Regions from separate parts of the Homo sapiens genome. Here region 1 is linked to region 2. Evidence: chromatin loops called from intact Hi-C (ENCODE). Cell type or tissue: heart left ventricle. All regions are shown on one strand. Links, peaks and the distances in the headings refer to the core of each region. The heading gives the core; the rest is flanking DNA.

Evidence for each region. Hi-C counts contacts between places; a loop is a spot of excess contacts. Peaks named below come from ENCODE experiments on the same cell type or tissue, not always from the same donor. Only the 100,000 strongest peaks of a DNase experiment are listed, where the experiment ranks them.
Region 1: it touches region 2 in a loop (2.2-fold over the local background); 19 of 110 quality-filtered maps call a loop at or near these places.

What each region holds. Positions count from the first base shown.
Region 1 is chr12:46,360,265-46,368,542 of GRCh38, reverse strand. SLC38A2 (solute carrier family 38 member 2) reads left to right here. Exons shown (of 16, transcript NM_018976.5): 5 at 1,203-1,276; 6 at 1,375-1,467; 7 at 1,598-1,679; 8 at 3,354-3,436; 9 at 3,841-3,899; 10 at 3,987-4,154; 11 at 4,540-4,619; 12 at 4,717-4,817; 13 at 5,398-5,522; 14 at 5,905-6,049; 15 at 6,162-6,259; 16 at 7,334-8,278. The coding sequence ends at 7,432. Among named protein-coding and RNA genes, the nearest start is that of SLC38A2, 8.4 kb to the left of the region's middle. In heart left ventricle, for the core only: no CTCF peak of the experiment used is centred there; no DNase peak of the experiment used is centred there; H3K4me3 peaks cover 3,557 bases; H3K27ac peaks cover 1,906 bases.
Region 2 is chr12:46,201,754-46,210,094 of GRCh38, reverse strand. It overlaps SLC38A1 (solute carrier family 38 member 1), which reads left to right. Exons shown (of 17, transcript NM_030674.4): 6 at 968-1,041; 7 at 2,474-2,566; 8 at 2,859-2,940; 9 at 3,933-4,015; 10 at 5,505-5,563; 11 at 5,678-5,794; 12 at 7,006-7,085. Among named protein-coding and RNA genes, the nearest start is that of SLC38A1, 63 kb to the left of the region's middle. RefSeq lists an enhancer at 2,092-2,181. In heart left ventricle, for the core only: a CTCF peak has its summit at 4,656; no DNase peak of the experiment used is centred there; H3K27ac peaks cover 990 bases.

The sequences.
Region 1 (8,278 bases), core at 279-8,278, 160 kb before region 2:
TTTAATTTCTTTAAAAAATTAGTCTGTATCTCTGGGCTCTCCTAGGTGGAAGGAAAGTAAAGCTGGAATGAGGGAGAACCCTTACCCTAAAGGAAAATTAGGTGACATTAGGGTCCCTTTAGTCACTCTATGTTACCTTATTTATTTATTTTTTTTCTGTTGCTCAATCCAAGTGAAAGGGTCAAGGGAGGAAAGGCTTAGAGACAGTCAAGCTGATAGCCTACTTGTTCTAGCACAGACATTGTTTAACTGTGACAATAGTGGGCCTGTATTCCTTGCCATGGGGTGCAATGTAGTATGTCATCACAATGGTTAGTTCTCTGATTTGTGCCCAGTTGTTAGTAAAGCTTGTAGTGCCTCTTAAAATGTTAGTATCATGTTAGTGTCATTTCCCCCTTACCATTCTTTTCCTTTTCTTTCTTTTTTTTTTAAAAAGACAGTATTTCATTTTGTCCTCCAGGCTGAGTGCAGTGGCAAACTGCTGGGCTCAAGTGATACCCCCACCTCAGCCTGAGTAGCTGAGACTATAGGTGTACACCACCACAGCTGGCTTTTTGTTTTTCCTTCGGTAGAGATGTGGCTTCCCTATGTTATGTTGTCCAAGCTGATCTCGAACTCCTGGCCTCAAGCAGTCATCCTGCCCCAGCCTCCTAGAGTGCTGGGATTACAGGCATGAGCCACTGCACCTGGCCTGTCATTCCTGTTTTTGTGTATACGGTCCATGTGGTCTTAAAACCTTTCCTGAACGTGTCTCAGTTGAATTTCCCAAGAACCTTGTGGGCTGGGTTTAGTGGCGGATATTACTAATATTTTACAGATAAGGGGAACTACTGAAATGCAGAAAGGTGGCAAGCATACAGCTCATTATTGTGGTGCCAGAATCAAAATACAAGTTTCAAACTCCATCACTGGGAAGTTGAGCTTTCCAGTGTCTCATGCTATGTTTGGCTCAGTGGGTAGACATCCTTGTTCCTAACCAATGCTGTAGAACTATCACCTGAGAAATGATGCAAGTTTTTACTGCCAGCCAAGAGACAGTGTTGCCATTCCAGTTAGTAGGAGAGGAAATGCCAGTTCTTCAGGGCATTTTGACACAAATAGGACAAGTTGCACACATAATGTTATTTAAACATCCAGAAAGAGTTGTCTTTAAATATAGCCATGCTTATTTATAACCCTATGCCTTTTCCTTCTCTCACCAGAATTCTCTTGACATTTGTGTCAATATTTTCCCTGTATTCTGTTCATCTCCTTTTGAAGACTGCCAATGAAGGAGGTATGATAGCATTCTTGATTTTTCTAAAACAATGTATACCTATCATTTTATTTCTCTTTTAAAATCCTTGGCTTCATGCTTCTGTCTTCAAATTGTAGGGTCTTTATTATATGAACAATTGGGATATAAGGCATTTGGATTAGTTGGAAAGCTTGCAGCATCTGGATCAATTACAATGCAGAACATTGGAGGTAAGAATTTTTCAAAAGATTATTTGGGTAGACTTTATGCTCATTGTGGAGCACAGAATGGTGACACATGCGTTTTAGTGTCACGTGCCGCGTTTTGCACTTGTAATGGTATAATTTTGTTTTCCTCCAGCTATGTCAAGCTACCTCTTCATAGTGAAATATGAGTTGCCTTTGGTGATCCAGGCATTAACGAACATTGAAGATAAAACTGGGTAGGTGCTAAGTAAGGTTACTCATAAGAAACAATTATAGTCAAAAGTGGTTAGATACATTTTTATCAAAGTTGTATACAAAATGATTAGTTAATTATCCATAAATGTTCCTTTTGAAACTGACCAAGAAGGCCCCCCATCCCCGTAAACTGATTCGAACTTTGGAGAAGGAAAGGCCGAAAGATAGTAGCTAGCCCTACAATTTTGGATATCTTAATTTCTAAAACAGGTTTTCTAGAACTTGCTTTCTGTCTTTATGTTCATACTTAAAGAAGTTATAGGTGTTTTTAATATATATCCTAAGTGAGGACTGAAGCTTTGAATTACATTAAAAATTAATCCGTCTTATTTTTGTAAGTTTGGAATTCTTAAGACTTAATCTGTTCAATGCAAAATACAGGCTGGACATCCCTAATCTGAAATCCAAAACTTTTTGAGTGCCAACATGACACTACAAGTGGAAAATCCACACCTGATCTCGTGACAGGTGTGCAAAATTAATTAAAATACTGTATAAAATCACCTTTAGGCTATGGGTTTAAGAAGGTGTATAGGAAACATAAGTGAATTTTGTGTTTAGACTTCAGTGCCATCTCCAAGATACTTCAAATATGTATGTGCAGGTACTCCAAAGTCCAAAACACTTCGGTCCCAAGCATTTTGAATAAGGGATACTCAACATGTGCCAGAAAATGTTTGGGCATGCTATAGAAACCATTTTCTTCTAGCAAAGTTACTCATCCCAGTGAACTCACAGGTATTTATCTAAAGTAAACATGGGGAAGGATAATTTACTTCCCACCCTATGTGCAGCTCATTACGTCAAAATAGAGAAGTGCTGTTATCTCAGATGTGGCTTTAGAAATTTAATTTTTTAAGCTGATCTTTAAGTGTTGGTGTTCTGCAGAGTGCTTACTGCTGAAGTGAACAGAATTCATGAGGCAATTAGAATTTGAAAATAGTGATTTAGAAGACAGTGCAATTCATGATTTACCTAAAAAGAAAAAGGCTTAGAGGATATACATAATGTTTTCTAAAGTTCAAAAGGGATATTTTTGGCTGTCTTTGGAGTTAAAGGTGGGTCAAGATGTCACAACATACTCTGATAACCTGGAATAAGTCCTGGTTTGGGGGACTGAGTTTTATAATTTTTTTTATGGGGGGGGCAGTTTGCCTGTGCATTTTATGAAAACGTTTCCTCATTGAAATATTTAATAATATTTGCTAACGCATCTGGAAAAAAACTTGTTTTAAAATTTTTTAGTTTCCAGCATTAGAAATTACATGCTAAAGCTGTACCAAAGTTGGTGTACAATTTTTCTGAAAGTGCTTAAAGATAAGATTACTGGCTTAACAAACAAGCTTTGTTCCCTGCATTAGTATCAAGTCTTTGAGAAGCATTTTGTGTTATGAATCAGCTGGCAGCCTTCCCAGAGCAAGTAGTGGGACAAAAGTTACACTGTTTTATACCCGACTTCTAACCTGAGTAAATGTTCATCTAGCACACAAAATTAAAAAGTTATTCCTATCTTGAACAGGGGAAACTTTTTCCAAACATGTCTTTTTTGTGTGTTTGTTTTCATGGTATTCCTATGAAATGAGTCCTGTTAGAAGATGTGTATATTTTTCAGAGGATATTTGTGACTGTTTTGACCTTGTTTCTGTTTTCTTTAGATTGTGGTATCTGAACGGGAACTATTTGGTTCTGTTGGTGTCATTGGTGGTCATTCTTCCTTTGTCGCTGTTTAGAAATTTAGGTGAGCAAACTCATCTCTAAAGAGAATTGAAATGAGCCTCTCACCAGTTAGTTGGGCTTTCTCTGAATAGAAATTAATCAGAATGAAAAAGCCCTAGAAAGTAGAAAGGTATATCTTTGGGACTTACAGCATGCAAAATTTAGGAGCCAAAATATTTAATTGACACTATATGTTGTGCTTTGTAAGAAATAATGCAAATGATAGTTTTTATTAGCTTGGGTTATGACAAGTATATTTAAATAAATCTATAATTTAGTATCATAAGAATTAGAAATTTAGTGCTATACACATACTTTAGTGCCTAAAGTCTTCCCAGCAGAATTGAGTTATTCAGTGGGAAAAAGATATTTGCCTTAAATCTGTTTCATTAAACTAATACTGATTCCTGCCACCCCTCCTTATAGGATATTTGGGATATACCAGTGGCCTTTCCTTGTTGTGTATGGTGTTCTTTCTGATTGTGGTGGGTATGATTTTTTTTTTAGAAAAAATTTTTTATAAGCCCTGCCATGTCACTTAGTTTAACACATGCAAAATAATATATTTTTAGGTCATTTGCAAGAAATTTCAGGTTCCGTGTCCTGTGGAAGCTGCTTTGATAATTAACGAAACAATAAACACCACCTTAACACAGCCAACAGCTCTTGTACCTGCTTTGTCACATAACGTGACTGAAAATGACTCTTGCAGACCTCACTATTTTATTTTCAACTCACAGGTAACTAAATATGCTTATTTTCTCAAAAGAAGAGTTTAGGGAAGAAAAGAGGGAAGCTATTCACTCCCAGGGTAAAGGGAGGAGGATAATAGGTGCTTTATAGAAAACATGTGATTAGCTAATTATTGAGGACTGTGAAGAAAGTTTTGGTTTACATCTGAAAATAGATTGAGAATTGAGATAATCATATGGTGCTAATAATTGACACATTCAGAAGTGAGGATATTGATCATACTTCATGAACAGATTAGAAGAATGGAAGCTAATTACACAAAGGAAACTTAGGCTTTGATTCTAAGATTGTTTACATAAAATATATGCTGCGGAAATGTGACAGCATGAGTTCGTTACATCAGATTAAGTAGATTTTTACGTTTTCTTTCAGACTGTCTATGCTGTGCCAATTCTGATCTTTTCATTTGTCTGTCATCCTGCTGTTCTTCCCATCTATGAAGAACTGAAAGAGTGAGTATTTCATTTTTACATAAATTTGAGAAAATATTAGACAATTGCTGTAACTGCTGCTGAAATATATATTTGAATTTTCTCTTGAATTACATAGCCGCAGCCGTAGAAGAATGATGAATGTGTCCAAGATTTCATTTTTTGCTATGTTTCTCATGTATCTGCTTGCCGCCCTCTTTGGATACCTAACATTTTACGGTAAGTAACGCCTCCTTTACCAAAACAAAAACAAAAACAAAAAAAAACGCTTATTGAAATGAAGCTGCTAGTTTTCTATGTGTAGTTCCATCACTTTAAAAATAGTCTGTTTTAATATATTTCATATTTGTGATGAGAAATTAAATTTAGAGCTTAGAATTTTCTGTAGTGTATTTAATCAGTAATTTCTAGAATCCAGGTTTGAAAATATCATTAATCATTTGATGGCATATTTGTATGATATGCCAGCCTCTGAGTTCATATTGCCTGTCTCCTCTCCCATCACCTTCAGACTATGTAACACAAACACAAATTGCAAGCCAAGCCAGGAGATTTAGCTGCTTAACTCCTGTTGTTTTTAATGGGAGTCATGTGGCTAAATCTCTGTGGTATTTAGAAAAATTTTCCTTCAATGTTACTTTAATTGCATTAACTATAATTCCAAACAAATCTTATTAGCCTCTTAGTTTATAGTCGTTTTGTGAGTAGCTAAATAACTGGTGCACATTTTGCTGTTAAATTTTCTACTTGGTGTCCAATGAAAACAGCCAATCAAAGTTTTTTTGGTCTTTCCCTGTAGAACATGTTGAGTCAGAATTGCTTCATACCTACTCTTCTATCTTGGGAACTGATATTCTTCTTCTCATTGTCCGTCTGGCTGTGTTAATGGCTGTGACCCTGACAGTACCAGTAGTTATTTTCCCAGTAAGTAATCACTTGCTCTGCTTTCAGTAGGAAGGAGTTTTTAGACATGTGAATATTGGTGAGATTTTCATCTTCTGGAAGAAGGGAAACACCAGTAGAACAATACTAAGTTGGTGGTGGTTTTGAAGGGGCTTTTTAAAAATACAGTGTATATTTTCAAAATACCCTGGGGACATTTTTTTCACCATAAGATATAAAATGATCTTTAAGTGTTCAGATGTTCAGGAAACAGCAGAGAAAGAGGCACAGTTTTATTTAGAAATAGTTACTATTTTGGATAGATTCCTTGTTACTTGGGCATTCTTTTCATTCATTGAAGCTGGATTTTTAAATTTTATATTGCTGCTATTTTTAAAATACATTTTATTTATTTTTTTTGCAGATCCGGAGTTCTGTAACTCACTTGTTGTGTGCATCAAAAGATTTCAGTTGGTGGCGTCATAGTCTCATTACAGTGTCTATCTTGGCATTTACCAATTTACTTGTCATCTTTGTCCCAACTATTAGGGATATCTTTGGTTTTATTGGTAAGTTTTAGAAAGTATCCAAGTGGATTCAAACATCAGGGATTTTAAGATTTAAAGAATGAATGACGAGTGGTTCATTGAATCCTCAAGAAACATAAATGTTGTTTTACAGGTGCATCTGCAGCTTCTATGTTGATTTTTATTCTTCCTTCTGCCTTCTATATCAAGTTGGTGAAGAAAGAACCTATGAAATCTGTACAAAAGATTGGGGTGAGTGAAAGATTATAACCATAGAAACAGTAATAATATCATAAATTTCCCCAACTGATTTTAATTTTATTCTCATAGCTGTTATTTGTTATGGTTTCACTTTTAAGTTTCCAGCAAACATTTCTGTAATGGTATACTTCACAGATGGAAGATTGCAGAGGGAAGGGGAAAGATAGTTTGCCATCTAATGAACACTTAAATTAATTGCAATAAAGTTATTAGATACTTTGGAGATAGGAATAGGGATGAAGACTAGATGAGATACTCAGCTTTCAACATTTGTTCAACCAGTTTTCACTGGACTGCCTACTGTGTGACAGGCACTTAAATGGGCATTGAATATATAAAAGAGAAGGAAGGGCTGTTTAGTTGAATGAGACTGACCATCTTCAGAGCGAAGCTCTCAGGGAGGCCGTCTCTTCATGGTGTTTACTATTATGTATCTACTCTAAAGTGTAGTACCAGTTGGTGACAGAGAATGATGTGCTAACCACAAATGATGTGGTTCCTAGAACCAGAATCCTGGTGGTGATATTTAGGAAAAAGACTGCTTTTTAGTCATTATTTTCTCCTTCATTCTGCTCTGATTAAAGTACTAGAATTGTTTATAAACCAACAACTGTCATCTTGTTTTACTCTAAATTACATAGTGGCAGTATTGAAGGGTAGGATTTAGGAATTAGTATTTCCTGGAAAGACCTCTGGCTTTGACTTTTGCTGCATTTTAGGATGATTTGGGTTTGATTTTGTGACTTGACTTTCATTCTAAAAAATTGCAAAAAAAAATCCAGTCCAGTTCTATATGAAGCAGTTTGTTTAGCAAGAAAATTCCCTGTCACTTGAGACAAAGGAATGAAAAAGTGAAAAAGTTCAGAAGGCCTCAAAGGTAGTTATTGTGTACTGCAGATAACATACTGATCACTTAGGAGTTTATATTTAGCAAGTTAAATATTCTTTCTATAGATTATATAGTGGATAGATTTTAGTAATTAAAGCACATTTCAAAAAATAGAAGAAATGTTTAGCATATATGTTTTATTACTTGCTGATCAATTTTCTCTATGCTCTTTGCAGGCTTTGTTCTTCCTGTTAAGTGGTGTACTGGTGATGACCGGAAGCATGGCCTTGATTGTTTTGGATTGGGTACACAATGCACCTGGAGGTGGCCATTAATTGGCACCACTCAAACTCAAACTCAGTCCATCTGATGCCAGTGTTGAGTAAACTCAACTACTATGAAATTTCACCTAATGTTTTCAGTTTCACTTCCTTTTGAAGTGCAGATTCCTCGCTGGTTCTTCTGAGTGCAGAATAAGTGAACTTTTTTGTTTTGTTTTGTTTTTTTAAGAAACTTATCTGTATGTTAGAAATGGATATGAACAACAAAACCACGAGTCTCGGGTTAAGGGAAGTGACAATTTTATTCCATTCCAGAGAATGGACAAACTCTTAACTTTTATCAAGCCACATGCTTGGCTGTGTCATTGTTTAACTTGGATATTTTATGATTTTACTTGAATGTGCCTAATGGAACCATTTGATGTGAGAAACAATTCTTTTTAATTTACAGCAAAATATTGAATAACCATTGACAAAAACACTATTATTTTTTGTACCAAAAATACTTAAAGACCTCAGAAGCACTCTTTTACTTTTAAGAAATTGCTTTTTTGAACTTTATTCAGAAGCAGTTATCAATAAATTCCATAAAATAATGTCATTGGTATTTAAAAATGAATATTAATATAATGAAATGGTTTGCCTTTTTGTAGGCATAATAAGCCAAATACTTTTTTACCCAAAATAATTTTTAGAGAAAATGATGTAATGAAAAATTGTACCATGAATTAGGAGCATAGTTTTTTCCATTTAAACGTCACCATTACTTAAAAGATGATTGATTATTGCTATACCAAATCAGATGAACTCTGTTCATCACTTTTCTTCTCTGTCCCCAAACAATTTGGTTCATTCAGACTGAAATGTTTGTGTCTTCAACTTATTAGAATGGAAGATAAT
Region 2 (8,341 bases), core at 189-8,188:
ATGATGTGCCAAGTGCCTCTCAACAGCACTTGGTGGAAAAATAATTGCCTTTCATGACTCAAACATAGAGTCAATTGCAGTTATGTATTGTTCTAGGGATATATTTTCCCACATCAGGAAGTGAGCGGTTTCATCTGGGGACTGGATTTTTTTTCTTCTTTTTTAATAAATAGGCTTTATTTTCAATTATCATGTCTGTTTTAACCAAATGTTTCAGAAATCATCTATATAATCTCCCACATCATTTTAACTGCACTTTTTCTTGAGAAGGGTGTGATAATGACCCAGATGTACTAAAACAAAAACATGAGTTCATCATTCAAAAAAGTCTTTTCATTATACTTGATTGTCAAATTTTCCCACTGGTTACCAAGTGGTGCTTATTCATCTAAGAGGAACCAGGTGCAAAAAAAGTGAATTACATTAGTAGCCCAATATATAGATTTTAAAATAGCCATGAAGTAATAGATGAAAAGAACCCTAGACATCATTTGGCTTGTATCTTTATATTATGGGCAAGGAATCCAGAGATGGGAATGTTAAGCAAGTTGCCCAAAGTCAGGTGGTCATTCTCCTAAGGTCACTGCCAGCCTTTCCCTCCGCCCCTCCCACCCCATTCTCACACTTTCTCACCCGGATGTAACAGAGAGTGCAACATAGACTACAAAAGCCTTCTTTCATAATGTTGTTTTAAAGTCATCTCAACCGAAATGCTCCCAGAGAGCTATTTGGGCTTCGAATTACATAAAGGATTTGAACTGTTACTCAGATTCTAATGAGCACTTCTTTATTTGGTAGGACATTTTTGTTGAGGATTTTAAAGCAGGGATGACTAATAGGTTCCAAAATTTGGATACTATTAACAAATAGTGTTAACCATACAAATAAACCTTTGCCCTTCTAAACTGTAATGCCAGAATATATTCTTTTCTAGATATTACAATAAGATTTATTTTCTTTGCTTTAGGGTACTTTTGACTTCAGTGACATTGCTGTCTATATATTCAATAAACCTCCTATTGATCTGTTCAAAAGAAACAGGTAAGCTGAGGACGTGTTTGATTTTGTTAAAACCAGGGTGAATTATTTTTATGGTAGCATTGTGGAACAATGATGTTCTCTCTGTACAGCAATTTGATTATTAAAAAGAAAGACTATTTTGACCTAGAGTGATTGGAAGACCTATAGTAGTATTTATCTAGAGAAACAGTTGCAGCAAAATATAAATTAAATTGTCATGGACAATGAGAAAATAATGTTGTCACTTAAAGTGAACCCTCAATTATACCTGTTTTTCTGGTTTAAAATGACTTCATTTTAAAAGCTTGTTTTTCCTTAGGTCTTTATAAATCCAGAACAAAGATCCCATGTTTTTATATTATAACTTCCAAGGTTTTAAAAGTAAACAGACCTGTCATTCTCTTGTGCATATTCCAAGGAGAAAGTGTTACTCCTGAGGCAATGTGGGAGTGAGCAAGCTATGAAGAGACTTCAAGTACTCTGGGCAGTGTAATACCTGAAGTGTTTATTTTCTATTTCTGGGACACTGGATTATGTTTGTAATTCTTTGACTTTTACATTAACTAAAACCACATTGGTCAACTATTATTGTATATACATGACTCCATTTAACTGGAACATTTTATAATAAATTGAGGAGCTAACCATTGTCTAGTTTAAACACCAGTCTTATGAGAGATTAAACAAAGGTTTAATTATAGCCTGTCCCATATTGCTCTCCGTGAACCTTTTGAAAACATGAACTGAACAGTTATAAAGAAATATAAACACTTTTTAAAAAGTGAATGCTTTAGAGTTTCAGTATTTATTGAGATGAGCTAGTCGAACACTTTCAAATTTTGCTACAGACAAATTATGCTTTTGACAGATTAGTCTTCTGCTCTCTTTTGTGAGTTGCATGTATTTGAACTACATTTTATGAATAATTAGGTTTTGTATGTCGTGGCTATTAAAATGTTTCTAAGCTTGTTATTACATTTAGAACGTGGAGGCATTGATGGGATGTTATTAAGATAATTCCTTGTTTGCCTAATCAGTTCAGGTCATTAATTCAAAAGGAATCTTTTTGTTTCAACTATTAGGATCTTTTTAAATCAAATATGTATTTTAATGGTGTACACCAGACCTGAAGAAAAAGATCACAGAAGGAATTTCCCCTTTGTAAGATAGAGGTAGTTAAAAATAAGCCTTATGACCTAATAGGTTAATTGTAATGCTCTGGTAGCCAACTTGAAAAAGGAGAAATGATGGTTGCATCTCACATTTTAAAATGTTAAGAATTTGTTTTGTAATGAGGATACCTTAACCCCTGAAGGCCAAAATGACTATTTGTGTGAGTTTGAGAAAGGCACATAGTAACTTGGGGAACAGTCAATAGAATGACAAAATCTTGACTATTTTAACTTTCTGAACCCTGTCATTTCTTGTGTTCTCAAATTTGATTTTTAAATAGGCTGCATGGTGTATGAAAAGCTGGGGGAACAAGTCTTTGGCACCACAGGGAAGTTCGTAATCTTTGGAGCCACCTCTCTACAGAACACTGGAGGTAAAAAGAACATGCTTTTCTTTACATAACTTGAAACTAATTCTGGTGGATGAGCGGCCACATGAATTTTAACATAATTCAAGCAGTTATCATCCTCATTGCTAAAATGGCACAGGGAAAGTAAAGCAGAGACAGCAGTCACTTATTTAAAGCCACAAATCCTGCTAGAGTAGCTGAAGTTGCCTTTGTGTCTTACTGACAGTTGGTCTAAGAACGGGCTGATAACTTTTTATGTAGCTTGCAACATAAGCCTTCGTATCTTCTTTCTAAAAATGTTCTCATTTTCCTTCAGCAATGCTGAGCTACCTCTTCATCGTAAAAAATGAACTACCCTCTGCCATAAAGTTTCTAATGGGAAAGGAAGAGACATTTTCGTAAGTTATAGACCATTTTTTTATGATATAACTAAAATGTTTTTAATTTAAATATGGGCCAATCAAAATTCTTGCTTGTGAATATTGCAGAAAGTTTTTCCTAGGCTGCGTTTTGTTTGTTTGTTGTTTCAACAATAAATTTCTTTGGGGCTATATAAAGGAAAAAAGCAGGAGAGCCATTTGCATATGCACATTTGAAAAGTAGATTTGTCTGTCATGCTATGAGCGGTAGATACTGCATTTTCCCCAGAGCCTGAAATCTATATCTAGTTTCTGTGAAATAGAACAGATATGCAGTATTTTTAACACAAAAGTGGAACGTGCAACAAAAATTAAGACCCTAGCCTCTTACTTAAAGAAGGGACATAGCATTTTGGGGGCGAAATTTACATGAGCCAACCTCATTAAAGATGTAGATAACCCTGGAAAATGTTGCAGCTACATTTGGCACAATTGTGTTTTGACTCCCTCTTGTTTAACAGTTCTTGTCAGTCTTAGTTTCTCTGTTTTCTTTCAAGGGAGAATCGTAGAAGCCAGAGTCTCTAGTGTTCTCAGGATTCAAGGTCAAATCCAAGGGATCAGGGAGAGAGAAATGTCTACCTGTAGTGACTTGTTTCTCACTGATACTAGCCCAGCAAAACAAAAAGGAGCTTTCTCTTTAAATAATTGATAGGACAAGTTGTAATCTGACAGAATGAAATGTGTGCATTCAGCTTTGAAACCATGTAAATAATTCAAAAGAATGCCACATTTAGCCAATGGGAAAAAAAAAAACCAATATTCCCTCTTCCATTACAGGGGAGTGAAGCTGTAGTATATAAGTAGGGGCTGGGTTAAAGTGTTTGGATAAGACCTGAATAATGATTTTAAAAATTAATGCATATAGTAAAAATTAATAAAAATATATATCATGATATCATGAAATTTTACATTGGAGGGGAAAAAAGTCACTTTCTAAAAAAATATAACCTAATCACTTAAATGCCTTTCAGAGCCTGGTACGTGGATGGCCGCGTTCTGGTGGTGATAGTTACCTTTGGCATAATTCTCCCTCTGTGTCTCTTGAAGAACTTAGGTAAGGACAGATTTTGCTTTTATCATATTCTGCAGTGCCCAAGTGAATCAGAAACTGAATAAAAATGGACAGTGTTGCCCTCTGCTTCCCCTCTGCATGCACTCAAAGATTAAGTACATGATAAATTGCAAGTATTAATCGGTCCCAACTTTAATATGGGATAAAAATAACAGTCAGTATGTGACCTCCTAAACAATCCCTCTACTGAGCTGTGGAGGGGAGAAGGGAGGTCCTGGGGCCAGGACAGACAGGGCTATTTTCAGTAGTACAACTTATATGCTACTCTAAGAAAAGTCCAGAAAATGCAATTCTCTTCATACGAAGTCTTAAATACCCTCATTATTTAGATAAATACATTTTCAAATCTAATATGGAGACAGAAAGCTGCCTAGATTTATACCCACAAGTATTATAAATTTAGAGAGTCTGACCAGCCTCAATTATTTCTCTTCGAAGTGGGAGAGAGAAATCAAAAGTCAGAAATGGCGGATAATCTCCAAGTCATATCCATTTGGCTTTGATCTACTACTTGTTTTTATGCTTGTATTTGGAGACAAGGATGCCTGATGTTAAGGGAATTTCATACATTGAATAATGTGACCAGACTGCCATCTAGTCAAAAACCTATAAAATGTATTTACTTTAATTCTGGGCTAATTCAAACAGAAGTTTGGATAAAAGCTCTCCAAACAATAATTATGAGCCTTAGTTTTTTGTTTTGTTTTGGATACAAAACAAAACAGCTCTGTAGTTGTTCTGTGAGGTTTATAAATAGATTTTTTTAACTACTTAATTTTCTGGTTTCTGCCTCTGTGTTTTCTGTACCTATAGAGGTAGCTCTTTTCAGTTAAGTAGAGAAAAGCTCTTCCCCTGGGTTGAAAATAATGCAGTCCCGAGAGGCTACTTAACTCTACCTTTCTGGAGGTCATGGTAGCAATTGGAGATCTCCCAGGCATTCTAAGGGGAGCTACTAAAGAGCCCCAGATACTCAATTTACCACTAGAAATTCGCTTCATCTACTCTCTGTCATCTGGGGAGAAAAGTATTATAACTGACATTCAGTATGCACACAATAAGTGCATAATAAAGAGCTATTGAGGGGATCAAGGAGTAAATGGGTTTGCCCATAGGACTCCATCAGGGTCCACCAACACAGACTTACAGCAAAAATTGGAAGGCTCTTTTCTGCTGGATTCTGGGAATCTGTGTTCTCTAGTGTGCCAGGGAGAGTTGGAATCAAAACACGTAATATAATGTTTCTATTCAGAGCCCCATTTTTTTGCCAAATAAAGTAGCACTGTCAAATAATAAATCTTGTATTCACTTGGGCATGTATGTTTATTATTGGATCTCTAAAATATGCTTCAAATAATGCACTGAAATAAGTGAGGTGATGAATTTTGAAATAATAACAGTTTATGATGGGTAGCTCCAAAATTTTTAAAAATGGAAAAAAATGAAATAATTTATTTTTTACTTTTTTTTAAAGGGTATCTTGGCTATACTAGTGGATTTTCCTTGAGCTGTATGGTTTTTTTCCTAATTGTGGTAAGTGCTGATTGCAATGGTTGGTTTGGTTTTGTGATAGTACAATGGCATGTAATAATTATTCATTGGCTTTACTAAAGTCCATATTGCTTCTACTATACTTCTTAATACCAGGTTATTTACAAGAAATTTCAAATTCCCTGCATTGTTCCAGAGCTAAATTCAACAATAAGTGCTAATTCAACAAATGCTGACACGTGTACGCCAAAATATGTTACCTTCAATTCAAAGGTAAGTTTCCTGATCCTTTGCAGATGAAACAAGCATTTTTATTAAGGACATTCTATTTCTCATGCTTGTAATTGCACTGGTTTGAATGTATTAGTTCTCAAAAGAACACATGATACCATTGCTTCCAGATTACACATCTATGTAGAGATCCTTGAGAAATATACAAATATTATATTTTACACTCTCTCTTACCATTAAGCATTCTCTGTGAAAATCCCATTCTGGATAATTGTCTCAGCTTTTTCTGTGTAGAGTGCTAGGTGATACTTCAAAAACAGACTAACAACATCCTTAGCTCCCTTCTTCTGGCGATGACAGAAAGGAATACTGCAGACTTCCTCAGGTTGCACAGTTGAAATATAGATGCCACCACAAACTGGCACTTAAAAAACTCTCATACTATTAAAATATTGTTGATACAATGGGAAACAGAGGATTATGGAGTCAGTCAGGCTTGGATTTGAATCCTCAGGCAAGTCACCCAACCCCTTGAGTAAAAATAAGTATTCTATTCTGTATCTTACAAGGTTTTGTTAGAATGTGCCTGGCATAGTGCATCAGCAGAGTTAGGGCATAAGATAGGTTAGTTTTCACTTCTTTTTGCATAGGAAGTTAGATTGAGTGTGAGAGTTTCAAAGAGCCTTATCTAAGAAAACTAAATAGATCGCGATCTTTCTCCTTCTCTCTGATTGTAAGGATATAGCCAAAGTAGTGCAATATGGAACAGATTTTCTTTTCAGAGGGTATCTTTTAAGTCCGATTCCATGCACCTGATGTAGAGCGAAGAGCAGTAAACTAGAGGTGGGAGTGCTGGGCCAGTCGCCTGACCTGTTGGAGGGAGCCAGGAGAACAGCCACAGTCTGCCTACTGCTTGGGATTGCTGTGGGGACCCAGCGAGCTATCCTAGGAAGAGTGCCATGTAACTGGCTCATGCTGTATAAACAGGGGGTGTTGTATACCTGGAGTATATAAAATACACCATAGGTGAGCCAAATCCGAAGTCCCTCTGTGACAAGTGGCTAATGGCTCGAGCTAGACAAGCTGTCTTAGAAAAGCTGCTTCTACTTTAGAGATCAAAACCTCCCTAATAACCGAATAATCCAGGGATTCTGAAGAGCTGTCAGATAAAAAGACAGCTCAGAAATACTGGAGCTATGTCCTTTTTATGGTAAAAGTGTTTTTCCTAATGTCTATTCTTTTCTCTCAAATAGACCGTGTATGCTTTACCCACCATTGCATTTGCATTTGTTTGCCACCCGTCAGTCCTGCCAATTTACAGTGAGCTTAAAGAGTAAGAAATTTGTTTAATTTTTTATCTTAATCGTTTTACATCCCCTCATTAATAGGCAAGTATGCAATTAAAATAAACGGACTTGTCTAATGAACGTCAGCGGATTCATCACCCAGCTTCAACATTTACTCACATTGTGCCATTCTTAAACAAGCATTGTATTTTAAGAAACAAGAAAGCAAGAAAAATCAGAAACTTGCAGTATTTTGGGGGGCCATAAACATAAAAAGTAGCCAACCATGTGGGCTTTTTCATTAATTTGGTTTTTCAAATATTGTATCACCGAGGAAAGTTTAAGTATTTGTGTTGCTTTCCATTACGTATGCGTATTTTGCAAGTGGGTGATAATCTTCAGATTTATCTGTAAACTGCTAAATACATCGTCTCTGATTTGCCTGTGGGTTTGGGTGAAAAGGCTAGTAAATCAGACAATAAGAAATCAATATTAAGACCACAAACTAGGAAAAGAGAATATTGCTGTTCATTTTTAACTATTAAGAAAATTCTATGGATTTATTGATTTATTTTTGATTGCTGGTTTTGAGAAAATTAAGGCCTGCTTATAAACTTCTTCATGTCTCTTTTTAGCCTATGGTTATCAAACATAAACAAAAATAGTCACAATAGCGTATCTTAAAAACTTAGAAAAGATCGACAATATCAGTATTTATTTCCAGTTTGAAACAAAGTTGATGTCATTTAGCATTGAATCCACTCATATATCTTTGGCGTCTTTTAATAGTTCAGCTTTTAGTTTTAGTTTTTAATTTTCTCAAGCGTATACTTCTCAATTTTTCTTTATTTATTTTTTTTTTTTTGAGACAGAGTCTCCCTCTGTCACCCAGGCTGTAGTGCTATGGTGTGATCTCAGCTCACTGCAGTCTCAACTTCCCAGGGTCAAGCAATCCTCCCACCTCAGCCTCTCAGGTAGCTGGAACTACAGGCACATGCCCCATGCCCAGCTAACTTTTGTATTTTCTGTAGACACAGAGTTTCACCATGTTGCCCAGGCTGGTCTTGAACTCCTGAGCTCAGGTGATCTGCCTGCCTCAGCCTCCCAAAGTGCTGGGATTATAGGCGTGAGCCACCGCGCGGGGCCTACTTCTCCGTTTTTCTTGTTTTCCATACTTCTATGGCATCCTAGATTCCTTGACATAACCAAATGTTATGACTATCTGTGGTCTGTTATTTATTGAATACAAGTGTTGCAGATTAATTGTTTGGGCAGTTAAAGAAACTTAGAGGGTCATCCCAAC